Regions from separate parts of the Homo sapiens genome. Here region 2 is linked to region 1. Evidence: chromatin loops called from intact Hi-C (ENCODE). Cell type or tissue: sigmoid colon. All regions are shown on one strand. Links, peaks and the distances in the headings refer to the core of each region. The heading gives the core; the rest is flanking DNA. Region 1 holds the start of LOC105377543 (a long non-coding RNA gene). Region 2 has its middle 160 kb from the start of LINC02269.

Region 1 (8,349 bases), core at 37-8,036:
TATAATTCATGTTTACTTCCACATCTCTGATTTATTTGATGCAAAAGCTGAATCTAATTTTATTTTTTCCCAAGTGGCCATCTAGTTGTCCCAATAAATTTATTAAAAATGAGACAAAAAATTTTTTACCTCAGTCACTTGAAAAGCACCGTTACCATACACTAGATCTCCATATATAGCGGGACTATCTCTGGATTATTATTCTGTTGTGTTGGTCTTTTAGCCGTTCACACACAAGCATCACACTGTTTTGATTAAAATGCTTTGTAGTATGTTCTCTTATTTTGTAGGCCTAGCCCCTGCTAATTAATTGCCTTTCTTCTCAGTGTTTTTCTAGCTAGTCATCTGTGTTTATTGTTTCACATGAATTTAAGTACCAAATTGCCTAGCTCTGTTAAAAAGAAAGTCACTGGTATTTTTATTGGGATTACAGTAAATGTATAAATTAATTAATGGAGAACTGGCATCATCCTATTGAGACATCCAATGCTAGAATAGGGAATGTCTTTCCTGTTGTCATGAATACTTTTACTTCCAATAGTATAGTTTTCTTCTGTGAATATTTATTGTTAAATATATTCCTATGATTGCTTTTTGCCGTTGCTGCTGTAATTGGTTTTTGTTACTCCATTAAAAAGATATTTTAAGAGTTGGGAAGTTGTCTTTTATTTACACTTTTCCATCATTTGCTACAGCTTGCATAGGTGTAATTAGAAAGTTTAGTTCAAAATAATGTAAATGCTTGTTTTCTCCCGGCTTTCATGCCCGTTAAATCATCTCATTTATCTGCATTTCTTTATTTTTCAATTTGCATTTGCAATGCTTTGGGATAAACAATTTTTTAAGGAGTATATTAAACAATTGAAATTTTAAATAATTATTTCAATAATGTAATAAATCACTTTTCCAGTAAAGTCTTGTATTGTTTCTGAATTTTAGTGAACTCTCCCTGGAACTCTACGCTGTCTTGCGAATCACAGCCAAAATTAAATACTCATCAAGAAATAGACTGTTGTGGACAAAGGCAAGAAATGTTTTTTATTTTCATTATGAGAGGGACCAAGTTACAGTTTATCAGTTATGTACAAAGTGTTCTGCAGAAAACCTAGTTTCCTGGCATCATATTTATTATTTATTCTAGTGATTTATGTAGCTCAGTGACCTGGACAGATTGCTTCATTTGCCTATTTTTTAATCTAGCTCTTCCCACAACCCTATTTGGCTATGTTTTAACCATGACATGATGTTCGTACATGCCCACAAAGTGAGCCTACTTCCTTTGATCAACAGAACAACATCAAATGAACCTATTTTGGCTGACACGCAGGAAATATATTTTTCTCAGATGAAGTATGAATTATAGTGCTATATAATATGCTATTCAAAGTAGGAATTCCAATCTTTATTATTAAACAAGTCTTTCATTATTGTTTAAAAGATATGTAAAACAGCTCTTCATTGCTGTATTCACTTCCTGTTAAGTATGAAATACGCATATTTTTCCAGAAGGAGATTTTAAACATTATTTTTATTATTCTTAATTAATAACCATTGTGGACCTCAAAGTGTGAGACGTCTTGGCTGTAGCAACCCAGCAACTTTTCGCACATAAGCAACCTCATGTTCTGCACAGACAAAACTAAGAGAATAATCAGCTTTTGCCAAAACACAGTGCCCTGTCACAGGAAAGAATCATCTCTGATCACTGTCTGATCTTATTTCAGAGCACCAGGCATTGCAGATTACCGGAGAGATAGTTTATTTTTTCCCATAAGTCCCATTGCTAGAATTTTAAAACCCAAATTAAATTATTAGAACATCACAGCAAAATCCTGTTGTTGTATATTTTGAAAGGAAAAACAACAGAAATAGAAAAAGCAACCAGGAAGAGTGCTGTTAATTTCCTGAATATATATTAAATATTAATTTACTTAGATTCCCACTTTGAAAAACAAAGTAATGTTAGCCTACAGTTATAGCACTAAAATTATCTGTAAACATTTAAGAAAGTTTTTACTTTTGCCCCTTCAGCTTTGAGAAAACACATTATCAGCTATCTAAATGCAGACGATGTTGTATCACCAACATAAAAAGCAACACTCTGCCATTGGCATTTAGAGTTCTGACCTAGGTTATGGGCTTATAACACCATCTCCTTCCAGGAAGATTGGCTACATGCCACCAAGTATTTAGATACATATTACAAAAACAGGCTATCTGTACATCTCTCCCTGGAACTCTGCTCACTTGTGAACAACAGCCATATCTGGAGATATGGCATAATGTCAACAAAATATGCAAATACATGAATAAATGATTCCTTCTTTATCTGGCTATTTGGTGTTATTTATCACAGGCCATTGTAGCATGAGAAACTCCAAGAAATTCTGTTTGGAATTTCAAAGTTTTCCTAGGTTCAGCTAAGGATGGTGTGGGATTCCCGCTTTGGTTCCATTTTAATGACATTTTTGTGTCTCAAAAGTACTGAAACAGGAAGGTTTTCTGGGAAGGAAAGTATTTGACCAGGAGAATTTGTCTTTTGCTGTCACAATCTTCAGCTACCATTCAGCTAAATGTTGTTTGGAATAATACGGCCTTAATGCCCCTATCTCCTGCTGAATTGCTCAGACGGGTAGGAGATTAGAGTGAAAAGAGGTGCCGGTATTATCTGTGCGAATGCGCCAGGGGTCACGCTACACTAACAGGGCCGCCCCAGTCAGGGTGACAGAACCCAGCTGCTGGCTCCAGGCTCCATCGTCAGAAGGTTCCACTTACTGCAGAACTCTGTCTCCAGAGAGCGTGGATTCTAACTAGTTTTTTTCCACCTCTAAAAAAGTGGCTAGCTCATCATTATTGTCCTCATTTTTTAGGAAGGAACCACATGTGAAACCACTTACCTGTTTAACCCTATGAACTTGAAGAGAACATGTAATGCCACTTAAAATACCTAAGCTCGGGTTCTGCCTTCAGCGACTCCTGGTAGTAGTGCCCTTATGAGCCATTTATCAAGAAGGTAAGGTATTTGATTTTTTAAAAAATGTACACACATTCTCCACCATCAGATTTGATGTGACTGCATTCTACAAATTGTTTAGTTCTTTTTTATTTATCCTGGAAAAAAAGTCACATTCTCTGCACACGGATCATTGTGCACTTGCATTTTAACCTCCAAGAATCTTCTTGGTACTTTTTTTAATGTTTAAGGAAAATAGTTCCCATTTTTCCTCTGAACACTGCTTATTCATGGTAATCCTTTTTCTTTGTAAGATGGGAAGAAAATTCCCAGTCTTGTCTGGCTTAGGGCTAATTGTGGAAGCAGCTCTCGTTTGTTTTCTTGTTTGTTTCTGGGGGTGACATTCTTTGGGTCAAGGAACTCAGAATCTGGGATGCTGACTTTGCCAGTAGAGGGAGATAGAGCTATCTAACAGCTTTACAGGGCACAACCTAAGGCCAGACTAATTGTTTTGCATGAAGTTGTTTCTTAATGCTCTATCGATAATAAAAATTTTTTACATTGTTTTTCCTATAAAAGTGAAGAAGTAAATGAAACCATCCAGACCCTTCGAGGAGAACAAGTCAGGAGAAGCTTACTGGTTTACAAAGTAGTCTTGAAAAGTGAGTCCTTTTTGAAGGACAATTTTTAAAATTATGTTTATTAGACAACCATAATTTAAAAACATTATTAAAACAAAATTACATTTACACAGGGCCAAAAAGGGTGGGGAAAAATTCATCCTGGAGCTAAAAGCCCAAGGGAGCCCTCGGATTTGATTACTTATTACATGATAGGTATTTAAATGGTCTTGCTGTGTTACCGCATGGCATAGATTCTTCTCATCAGTGAATGCACTTGCACTGGGGAAGAAAACGCCTATGAAAGCATTTTTGGTGACCTATTTTTTCATTTATCAGCATTTGCAATTATAGTTAAGTGCTTCCAAAACAGGGTTTCCATCTAAGAAAGGTCCTGCTTTTATGTGATGCTTTTAACTTTTCAAAGTATTTTTATATGTACTATCTCATTTTAAAGTAGATCTGACACAACCCCAATCTATTAAGGAAGTGACCCTTTAAACCTAAAACACTCTGGCATTTTCTGAGCTAGACTTATCTTAGCTACCATTATAAAACTTAATGAAAGTAATGGTGATACTAAAACTTCCATATTCAGAACAAAATTTATCTAGGTAGAAGATTTGCAAGGAGCCATTCAGTTATTCTTTTAACATCCAGGGAGCTTTTACATTTTTATTTCAATCAGTTGAAGTTATCTGTTGTTTGCGTTAAAAGTAATACTGTCAAGAATTTTATTATGGCCACCACTGTGGCCGATAAACTGAAAATTTTGTAGAAAAAGGTTTTGTGAGTGTGTCCAGACTCATCCATAAAATAACAGGAAGTTTGAGTTGTCCATTTTTAAAGGTATTTTTTAGAATATGATACATTTTATCCTCTTGAAGAATTGCACCATGCCCTTTTTGAAGCATGTGCTCCCTCCATGGTATCTTAAGAAACACTGGATATTCCAACACTGTTTTTGATTGTCTAAATTTCTGTAGCTAGGAAACTGGGATGTCTAATCTGGTTCTTGTCCATCTTCTGGAATAACAAGGCCATTTTGTTACAGGCCAGCAGAGATATTGACTCTGTCAAAGTTGTTGATTCAATTCTGAATAACCATCCGAATGTGTATGGCTGAGTGGTTGTGCATTGAGTAGCGCTGAAAAATGAGGATGCTGGGTACAAGCAGTAAAAATCAATTGCTTCAGCTGGGCTAAAATTTCCTGGGGAAATGTTTTTCCCCAAGCTTGAGCCAAGTCTGAGATAAAAAAGCACTATTCTCATGTCCCGAAACTAAATTAGCAGAGAATCTGGGCTGGTTCCTTGATATTTCCAAACTCTGTCATTTTCTCTATGATTTGCTTAATTTTTCTAAGTTCGCTGCGCTTATAAATTCTATACAAAAAATTATTAATGGGGCTATGTGTAGTTAACATGCACAGAAATACATGTTCTTTTTTTTTCTAATTTAGGCAGGACACTGGAGCAGTTAATTTTGATTTAGTAATGTTTCCCATGCACTTTTATCATAGTGTAAGAGAGGGAATTATTTTGAAAGAAATTGCTTTTTACTTTTAAAATTTATGACATTCTTTGTTGGTTGAACTTGAGGAAATAATAGATTAATGGAGAAAAGTTACCATGTAAGTAACCACCCATTTCAGGAAAAAAATACTGATTTTATGTTTAAACAATTTTTTTTAATTGTACCTTAGTGCCAACATTGAAGTATTTTTAAATTTCATTTTATTATAATTGTAATTAATAAAGCCTGCAACAATCATATGTTTCTGTAGGTACTTATAGGGCTTTTATGAAGATTTAATGCAATAACTTATATGAAAATACTTAACTACATACAGAAAGTTTCTAGTTACTATTACTGTAGTTATTTTACTAAATATATTCAAGGCATCTTTGAGGTTCAACACAACCTTAGGGTTAGAATCTGAAACATAAAACAGAAAAAGACTGTTTTATCCAAAGGACCCAGATGAACTTCTTGAAATTAGTAAATCCCATGATATTCCTATTTTAATAAATGTTGTAAACTTAAGAATAAATATATGCGACCACTTTCAGATATGGCATTGTCTTTTTCACATCTTTCAGCTTCCAAATACCTCTGAAGTGCATATTTATGCTTTACTTAGCTGAGAAAACTGAGGCCGAAAGAGAGGAAGCTAATCGTTAAATTTCATAAATAGGTTAGTCTCAAAATGGCAATTAAATTTAAATCTTCCAATTTCAAGTCTGAGATTTCTTCCATAGCTCATTCATAGTTCCTGGTCTTATAGCTTCACATTAATTATTATTATCAGATTGTTTCCTTAATTTCCAGATATCTATACCAAGGTTGTGCTTTAAATGGAAAATCAGATGGCTGAGGTTTACTGACACATTTATTCTCTCTATAATTTCCTTAAATGTATTTATTGAGCAACTACTATGGGGTCAGATGCTATATAAGATGCTAAGAACAAAACAGGCAAAAACATCTGCTATCTTGGAGTGAACCTTCTGGGGTTGGGGAGTAAACTGGCGGTGGCAGGGGAGAAGAAACAAGACAAATAAGTAAAATATACAGTATGACAGAAGGAGCCAAGGAGAAAAATAAAACAGGCAAAGGAGCTAGAGTCTCAAGTGATGGAAGAGCTGCAGTTTTAAATAGGGTGTCCAGGCAAGGCCTTGCCAGGAAGGAGCCATTTGAATCAGGACCTGAAGCTGAGGAGTGAGCCTGGGGGAGAGCTGGAAGAAGAGGATGTTAGATTGCATGGCTGTGAGTTCCGGGAGGAAGAAGCATAACAGGACATGTTGGAACCAACAAGCAGCCCCTGGTATGAGTAGAAGTTCAGGTCAAGAAGTAGCAGAGGCTAGACCATGAGCTCTTACTCATAATGAGATGAGAAGTTATTGCAGGACTAAGGGCAGAAAAAATGTCTTGGTCAGATGTGTTTTAACATCATCACAGGCAGTTGTGAATACATTTAGGGAAGCAAGAACAGAAGCAGAAACGCCAGTTAGGAGGATATTGCAATGGTGAACAATTGGGGCTTCTAGTAGTGTGATGATGGGGGTGATGAGGTGATAAGTAATTAGAGACTAGATATATTTTGGAAATACAAACCTGTGACAGAGATCATAGGCTGTCTTCCATAATCTGTTCACCCCTTCCTCTTGGTCATATGGGTGCCCAGCTAGAGACTACATTTCCAAGCGTCCTTTGTAGCAAAGATTGTCCATATGACTAGGTTCTCACCAGTGAGATGTAAGTAGAAGAGATGTGTGCAGACTCCAAGCTATCTTCCTAATGATAATTGCCCTGCATTTGCTTCTCCTTTTTCCTTCTTTCTTTCTAGAAACCAGGGCACTTGGAATGTTTTGAGGGAGGCAGATCTGTCCCCGTCATGGAGCACTGACTACCATCTTCCCTGAACTCTTACGTGAGGAAGAACAAACCTCTAAGGTTGTTAGCCTCTATTTTGTGATCTCCTTATTAGAGCAACTGAGCCTATACCCTAACAAATAGACATTCATAAGATTTGCTGATGGATCAGATGTGGATGGGAGACAAAAAGAAGAGTTAAGGATGGTTCTAAGGCTTTTGGCCTGAGCAAAATGTGTCATTTACTAAGATGTAGAAGACTATGGGAAGAACATATTTGGCAAGAAGATCAAGAATACAATCTTGGGCATGGCACACTGGAGATGTCTAGTTGACATATCTTTTAAAAATAATTTTTCATTAGCCAAACTAGTACTTGCTTTAAAAAAAAACCCACTAAGATCTCTAGGTGCACTAAGCATTGCACAAAACTAAAAGGAGATACTCTCCTATTTTCTAGTGGTTCACAATTTAATGTAAATCCTACAATGGGCTGAATGTCAGATCAAAATTATACCCCATATTTAGAAATTTCTGTAGAGGAACCCATTCAAGGTTTAATTGAAATGCCATTATTACTTAAGCTACTTTATACAAATTATTCTGCTAGAATACCTTTATAATTGTAAAGATCTCAAAATATAGTTATTTACTATATACAAATATTATAACCCATCTCTTCTTTATGCACAAGCCAATTTTATGTGAACGTACGATTGTACCTTTTAAAACTGAGCAGAGAGGGTTTTATTGAAAATCATTTTGCATAGCTTCAATCTAGTCCAAAGGAGTGATGTTGCTCTTAGCTACTTTTCCCATTGTTGTCTTCTCTATAATCCACTCTGCCCAATTAATAACAAGGTCAAGGCCAGAAATTAAGAGGCAATATAGGGACAGTGAAGGAAAATGTTTCTGATCACTAGAGGATCACTTACTTTATGCATTTATCTATCTTCTTCATGTACATTCTTTGCATTCCATCTCTGCACAGAGTTCTCTTAAAGTCCAAGACTGACACCCAAGGCCTATACATTCGTCCGACAGATCTTGTTTGGGGCCTGTCTCGGGGACCTGTGAATGCCAACTTCTTTTTCTATCACTTTCTCAGATCACTTAGGTCACATGCTCCATCACCTCAATACCATCTTTTCTGTTACTTCCAACATTATACAATTTGAGAAACTATTCTCCAAACAGAAGAAGGCTAGAATACCAACCCTAGTCTCCTCCTGCACTTAGTCTGGACATTTTAATAGTGACATTGTACAGACTTCACAATATGGATCATTAGCAGTGAGTGTAGGAATTTCAGAGAAGAAGTTAATAACACATACTTTAGAAATCAATTGCTACTTTTGCACAAAAAAGATGACAATATAGCATACTGGTTAAGAGGGTTCTCT
Region 2 (8,349 bases), core at 205-8,204, 250 kb after region 1:
TTTATGATATCCAGGATCCATAAGTTTCAGGAAATGGGAACTTGATATATTGTTAGTATAGACTTTGAAAGCACAATGCAGCAATATCCATCAGAATTATGATGTACAAATTACTTGACTCAGCTTTTACTTATAAGAATTTCTCCTACAGAAATAGTAAGAGAGATGGTTGTACAGAATCTTTATTCTTTGTGTAGTGAAAAATTGGAAACAACCTAAGTATCCAGAGAATAGGGGGGAATATGAAACATTCATACTATGGTATGCCAAAAAGAATGAGTTAAGCATATAAATTGAGGTGGGAAAGTGTCTATCAGTTATCAAGTACTTGTGATTTCAAAAATGTTTATGCCTAAACATTCATAAATGGCTATTTTTAAAGTCTGGAGATACATACATAAACAATAGTTATCACCACCCAGGGGAGAAGGTTGGAAGAGAGAAAAAGTTTTAGGGAAGCTTACTTTTATGTATCTGAATCACTTGTAATTTTTAAGGTTATCAGGTATTAGTTTTATATTTAAAAATTGAAATATAAGATACCAACAATTCATTATAAGTCTGAGACTACAGGTGGATGATCTCTGCCAGTTGCTCACCAGAGAGGATGAACTATCAACTGTAACACTGGCTCTGTAATTATGCTCTGCTAGCTGGGGAAAGCACAGTACTATTGCCAGGGAAAGGACATATGAAAAGAGAACTGTTGGAAGTGCTATAGGAAGGCAACCAGGGGAGCTTACATTCCCCTAATTTACTGTTCCCCTACAGTAAGAGATTCATTCAAAGAACACTTCTAGCTTATCTGCCCCTATGCCAATTGTTTCCTAAGGGAAAAGGATAGAATTAACTAACTGATGGGTTTGGAGTAGAAAGTAAACAGGCCTGGATCAGCATTTTTCCTCATTCTCTTTAGGATCTGACCACATGCAGATGTTCTGATCTACTCTTGCTCATGTCACAGACTTAGTGGTCAAGACTCTATACCTAAATAGGAAGGTGGCCTGTGGTTGTTCAGAACTGCCTTGACTGAGAAGGTCTTGTGCCCAATTCTTGGGTTCCACTAGGAAATGTCTTATAACCACATAAGTCATGTCCCCCAACCAAGCCTTTATTAACTGTAACAAAGCTGTCATTTTGATTTTGACATGCCTGTTTCTTGGTCCCATCTCTCAATTAGTTCCAAACTCTGGAAGATTAAAGCAACTTAATTTATTATTAATGACAAATTCCAGATGCTTCTAGAGAGACATTATACAGTTCATATCAGAGTTTCATTCTTTTATTCACTTATTCAGTCAGCAAACACTGAGCTAGGCTCTGGGGATATAAAGGTAGAAAGAACAGAGAGACTACACTTAAGGAGCCCACAGTGTGTTTGGGAGAGAGTCATATTAAACAAATACAGCATTGTCTTCAGGCAACGGCAAGGTCAGAAACAGGTATGTAGAGGAGGTGATATAAGCTTAATTTTCAAACTGAGAAGATTACACTATGTTGGTGGGGGCAGTAATGAGGATATGGCACATCCGGCAGAGGGAAAAATACAAGTGAAGGCAAGAAAGTTCAGGAGAGCTTGGTGCGGTCAGGGCGCTCTATGAAGTTTGGTGAAAGTAAAGTGCAGTGTGTATATTGGGATGATGGCGACTGAAACTGAAAAAAGTTGATCAGATCTGCATTATGCAATACTGTGCATATTATGCTCATCTTGAATTCAATGGAGAAATCACTGAGGAATTTTTAACACTGAAGTAAAATGGCAAACTGTATTTTTGACAGATCATGCTGATGGCATGTGAAAGATAATGTTTCTTCATACCTTTAAAACCTTGACTTCTAATCAATTGCCATGTAAGTTCCCATGAAAATGTGGCAATTAAAGAAGATGTGCAAAATTAGCTACTGCCTCCTGAAAAATTTTGGCTGTAATTAGATATCATGTTGGAATCACACTGTTCTGCCAGCGTCTCAAACATAATAATAATAAAGATTGATTTTTCTACTTTTCATTGTATTCATCTTCCAAGGAGCCTCAAAAGCAGGTTGTAATTATTACTTTCTCCATTTTATATGTGACAAAAAGTACCCATAAAGGGATTAAGGGGTTATGCTCTAAGCAACAAATCAAAAAGTGAGCCTAAATTTTTAAATCTGATTAAGGCTACATAATGGTGGGTGATTTTCTTCCATATTGCAAATTCTTCCCATTATGATTTTCATTTTACTGTAACCATAACAATTAATTATGTTTGGAACATAAAATCTAACTATTTTCCCCTAAGCATGAATCCAAATTCAAAGTAAAATGAAATAACTAGTATAAAACAGGTTTTTGCAAAGGAATGAAGATAATATTTACCCCATATTTAATTCTTCTCTGAAACATTCCTAAACTACTTTCCTTTAGTGTAAATAGTTCATTTTGGTATTCTGTAAGGAGATCACACTGTCTTGTAACTAGCCTAGAACACTGGATGTCAGGCTAAATATAGCAGTACAAAGGTTTCAATAAACTTCCTGCATTGTGTCATGACTTCTACACATTGAAAGAGCCATACCCTACCAAACTGTTTGAAAGTCAAGAGATTCATGCACCACAGCCTTGCAGAGCTGATGGTCCCATCACTTAACCCTTTCCCAGGATTTGTACTTCTTTGCATTCCTGGTGTATACATAAAGCTTTCAAAAATAAACAATGCCGGGCAACATTTCAGTTCTTTGCTGTCTATTCTCATAATTGCACAACACTACTGCCTGCAGTTCTCTGTCACACTTTAAATATGGAAATATGTAGTGCCATTATTTTATACGTTTTAGTAATTTTTAAAAGTCATATCCAATAATTCTATTCTCATTCAATGAAAAGAATGGGGAAGATATCCTTTATGCTTCATCTAAGTGAAGTGCAGTGTGCATATTGGGATAATAGTGGCTGAAACTGAAAATATAAACACAATATCCCAATAGGTTCAACTTCTGAAGGGAAATATAAACATTACCTCTATAAAATGCTCTGGAGGGAGTTTATATCTCCCTCCAGAAGTCAGACCCTTTGGGATATTGTGGATAGTTGCAACTATCACCATATTTGCAATGTCTTATTAATTTGAATTAAATTATAATTTGGGTATCTGACCACATGTTTCAGTTCAGAAACTCAACTAATTGATATTTTTATGGTACACGCAATAAATATCTAAGTGTTTAAGTGGTAACATTATTAAAAGTAGCTGATAAAATTAGACAAAAATAAGCTGCTATAGATTTTTTCAGAGGAAATATTTAATCCAGTGTTCACAGAATTGTTAATGTATACTTCTCAGGTCTTTGGATGGCCATGGAGTATTTCATTTCCCTGGATGGAGGTTAAACAGTTATCTTTCAGTAAAATGTACATGAAACCCACATAATATCCTGATACTTTTATTTCCCCTTTTATCTACTCTTGATGCCAAGGAATTCTAAAGGGAAAGGATCCTAGCCACACACCATGTGTGCTCCCTGCATGTGAAGAGTGATGACTGGAAGCTAAAGCTTTGATTCTGCAAATGTTAGAGCTGAAGGGATCATCCAGGGATAGGACAACCTTGAGACAAAACCTAGTGAAATAAAACAAAAACAATGAGTGGTTTCCTAGATATTCCTAATAGTCCTTTATGAGATTCTAATGTGTTTCGTTAACGTGAGCTTGTTTTTCTGTTTTGAGGGGTTTCTGTTTTGGTTTGGTTTGGTAATTTCCGTCTTTGAGCCACTCCACACTTATTGGTTTTGGCTGGAAGTGCTGGTTCTGAAATACCATCATAAAGCCAGTTCTGGAAGCCATGCCAGCCAAAAGTCTAGACTTAGGAGTTTCAGATAAGGGTAATACATTTACTCATTCCAAAGTTTGCTAGATTGTAAGTGCCTTGAAAATTAACACCATATTTTTTGCCGTAAAATTATACATAGAAAGTGTTAAGTACCTCCTTCAAGTGCCATAGACTTCACATTAAATAGACAACAACTAATAATTTGAATATCATTAAATGAATAAAGGAAACATACCCTTTTATAAATGTTGCTGTCATTTTCTTTGCAATCTTCTCCTCATTTATCATCAAAGCACTACCTGGAATGGCACATTCAAAACTTGCCACAAGCAGCTTTCTTTGCTGAATTAATTGTTGGATTCAAATATGTCCATATGGCCGCCAGCCATGTTCTATTGAAGTGGTTTGCCTGTAAAAATGGAAAAAACATATTTCTATCCCCAGGGGAAGAAAAAGAAAAAAAACTTTTAAGGAACAAAACAAAATATAAAAGGCACAGAGAAATCTATCCTCTTGCCATGTGAGTCATACCAATTTAGAGGCATGTCCTAACATAAGCTCGTGTCCACTGGGAGAGAGGCTCTAAATCTTCAGCCCTGCTATGTGCTTCTTCCTCTGCATTTATTGCAGATGGCACCAATCACAATGATAGTAATCCTTGACATTACATAGCAACAAATGTAATGCACCGTTGAAGGTTCTTTCTAAATTAAGTAAAAGATCAATGTAAACCTACATTTACTTAGAATATTTATTTGGGGAAAATAACCCTGAGTAAATGAAACCTACATTTACTTAGAATATTTATTTGGGGAAAATAACCCTAAGTAAATGAAACCTACATTTACTTAGAATATTTATTTGGGGAAAATAACATGGAATCCTCTGAATATTTTAACAGGAAGCATCCAAATTGGGGCAGCTACAGTTGCCTTGAGTATTCCTCTAACATTTCCACAGGAATCCAGGGAGAGGGACAGGGTAGAGGTTCACTTCAAGTGGAGGCCGGAGAGCATGACCTAAATTTCCTCAGAGAGAAGCATATATGCACATAGAGCACCCACAGTCTCTGCCTTTAGTTCTTCCTGCTTGATGTCACGGATTGTGTGCTATGTATGTCTGGAGCCCCAGCAGCACTGTGCATGCCATGCACTGGGTGAATAAGAGTTTGATGAGTGAATAAATGAATGAATGACATCAATAACCTAACCACTGACTCAAATGGGGGGGGGGGGGAAGCCAACAGATCTATTAAATTTAAAGCTTTAATCTCTTGATAATAGTCTCTTAGGTTATTTTTTCTGTGGAACATCAAATACCTATAAGATATCCGTATGCCTGGATCCAATTCTTTTTCCATATGAATGATACTTCTTTTTCTCCTTGTAGCTCCAGAGTTAGGGCTGACACAATAATTGGCTTGGTTATGCTTAGAACACTTCTAAATGTGCTATATTTATGGTCAGGGCTGACACCAATATTGTTCAGTTACACTTGACCACATTTACTTTTCTATTGATTTTTCTCCTACTATATTATACAGGTAGCTAAAATTAGGAGCACATAACTATAGGTTATTTCTTTAAATACCCCCAAAATTCTTTGCCACTTTTATCTGCATCACCTGATGAACAGATAAACTGAATCTCAGACCTGGTGAAATGAACTGAAAGTTTATAACATGGTTTAATGAGTATTCATGTGTGACGTTATTTTAATGATTTTGTTTTTCTACCGAAGTAGAGTACAGTGTATGAGAGTCACGCCAAAAGGGCATACTGACCCCTTCTAATCTCTAGCGGATCTGTTATTCTCCTAATAAGGATCTGGTGCTGGACATTTGGTGATGGCATGGTATAATTTTAGGACTGAACATTTGGATGTGCAGAGTAAAAGGACAAAAGAGAACAGGCAATGACAACTTAATAATGCAAAAATAAAAAGCAGGCAAAATGACTTAGCACATTCAAAAGCTCATCAATTTTGCATTCATTTGGGATGCTAAACTGAATACATCACAGATTCTCAAGCAAATATCTATAATTCTATGCTCAGAATTCCTCTCAAGGAAAGGAAAAGATAATCAAATATATAGAAAAATAAGAGAAAACTATAACATTTAATATTTCTCATAATCTGTCCAATACAGCCCAATGCTTATTAACAAAACAAATAATTATACTTTCCTTGTCAACAGAATAGACAAAAAATTTATAGGAGAATAGGTTATGACAGTGAAATACACTATTTAATCACAAGCACATAAATTACATATTTATTGAATGTCTACCGGTTTTGCTTTATTTACATTATAGTTTTCATGTATTTTCCCAGGTAATTAGTAATTCCAGAATCCTTATATGGCCAAAGGTTGTCAAAATATAAGGCACCACAATATCTGCAAGGATAAACATTATATTTAGAGTTGAGTGGGGAAGACACACAATTCAGAAATTCCAATTCAGAATGATAAAATGCAATGAGATTCTCAGCAGGGACACTAACTCACTGGAGGAGGAGACAGGGAAGCCGCAGAAGGAAGATCTGGGAAGTCCTGACAGAGAAATCACAGCTAAATTAGGTCTACAGGCTGAATAGGAATGATTCGATAAAGTGAGGGTGGGGTGGGGGGGAGTGGGGATGAGGGTATAAAGGGAAAGGGGTCAGGAAAAATATTCCAGACAAAAGGAACAGCATCTGTGAAGGCCTAAAAGAAAGAGCAAAGCATGAAACGGAGAGAAACAGAAATAATTCATTATCAGTGAACATAAAGTTAAGAGCAGAACATGAGGAGAAGACTCGGGATGAATAGGGTCCCAATCATGAAGGGTCTTATAAGCCATGTTAGAGACACTGGAATCAATCCCAAGGACACAGCAAAGCTAGATAAAGGTCATCAATGAAGACATGTCAAGATCATATTAGCCCATTTTGAAATGTCATCCTCACTGCCTTGTGAAAGTGGATATACAGAAAGAGCAACCAGAGGTGAGGGAGAGGAGGGATGAGTTAGGAAGCTGTTCACAGATCTACCCAGGAAATGTTCATGACCTACTTGATGACAACAGCAACAGGATGGAGAAAAACAGGTGGCTGTGAGAGGTTTTAGGTGTTGAAAAAAAAAAAAAAAAAGCAGGATTTAGGGATTGACTATATGCGTGAGTGAGGGAAAGAGAAGATGCCCAGGATTTCAATATGGGCAGCTAAGCGGGTGGTCACATAGTTCCTTGGTATAGGTTGAGACAAGGAAGAAGAGATATGGGAAGAAAGGAAACAGGAGGAGGAGTTAGTTCACTATGTTTTGGAAGTTTTAATTTTTAGGTGTCTGTGAACTGTTTAACTGTAGATGTCCTGAAAGCATTTCAACCTAAAATTCTGGAGCTCAGGACTGAGGTCTGGGATGGGGATACAAATTTGGGATTAATCATTAGGGATCAGGGATTTTTTTTTTTTTTTTTTTTTTTGACAGACTCTTGCTCTGTCATCAGGCTGGAGTGCAGTGGCGTGATCTCAGCTCACTGCAACCTCTGCCTCCCGGGTTCAAACAATTCACCTGTGTCAGCCTCCCAAGTAGCTGGGATTACAGGCATGGGCCACTACACCTGGATGATTTTTCATATTTTAGCAGAGACAGGATTTCACCATGTTGGCCAAGATGGTCTTGATCTCCTGACCTCGTGATCCTCCCACCTAGGCCTCCCAAACTGCTGGGATTACAGGTGTGAGCCACCGTGCCAGGCCTGGGATCAGGGATTCTTAACCGGCAGTTCATGATAGGTTTCAGAGGGTTCCAGGATCACAAGAAATTACATGCAAAATGTTGTGCATATTTTCCCTTCTTTGCCTAGTTTGTTAAGGTGCAACATATTAATTTAAAGCTCTATTTTTTTCTGATATACAATATTTTACATATTTATGAGTTATATGTAACATTTTGTTATATGAATGGAGGGTGTAATGATCAAAACTCTATGTTATTTTCTAATGTGAGTATTTAATGTTATCAATTTCCCTGTAAGCACTGTTTTAACTACAGCCTACAAATTTTGGTATTTTATGTTTTCGTTGTCATTCAATTCAAAAAAATTCTGATTTCCTTTGAGATTTCCTCTGAGATTTCTTCTTTGATCTGTGGATTATTTAGAAATATCTTGTTCTATTTTTGAATATTCAGATATTTTCCACATATTTTTAATTGATTTCTAATTTAATTCTGTTATGCTCATATACTATATGTAATTTCAGTCTTTTAAAGCTTATCAAGACTTGTTTTATGACCCAGTATATACCTAACCACAGGAAAGTTCCTTATGCACTTGAAAGGGATGTGTGTCATATCATTGTTGGGTGTAGTCTTCTCTAAATGTGAAATAGGTCAAATTGGTTGTGGTGACGTTCAAGTCTTCTAAATCCTTTCTGATTTTCTCTCTTGTTCTATCAGTTACTGAGAAGTGTTGAAATCTCCAGATATAATTGTTGAATCATCTTTTTTTCAGTTCTGCCAGTTTTTGCTTAATATGTCTTAAATCTCTGTGTTTAG

The links. Hi-C counts contacts between places; a loop is a spot of excess contacts. Peaks named below come from ENCODE experiments on the same cell type or tissue, not always from the same donor. Only the 100,000 strongest peaks of a DNase experiment are listed, where the experiment ranks them.
Region 2: it touches region 1 in a loop (2.1-fold over the local background); 6 of 110 quality-filtered maps call a loop at or near these places.

The regions. Positions count from the first base shown.
Region 1 is chr4:173,985,371-173,993,719 of GRCh38, reverse strand. LOC105377543 (a long non-coding RNA gene) reads left to right here and starts at 2,754. Exons shown (of 4, transcript NR_188468.1): 1 at 2,754-3,013. In sigmoid colon, for the core only: CTCF peaks have their summits at 3,202 and 3,402 (motif pointing right); a DNase peak (open chromatin) is centred at 2,709.
Region 2 is chr4:173,731,239-173,739,587 of GRCh38, reverse strand. No RefSeq gene overlaps it. Among named protein-coding and RNA genes, the nearest start is that of LINC02269, 160 kb to the left of the region's middle. RefSeq lists a silencer at 7,369-7,560. In sigmoid colon, for the core only: no CTCF peak of the experiment used is centred there; no DNase peak of the experiment used is centred there.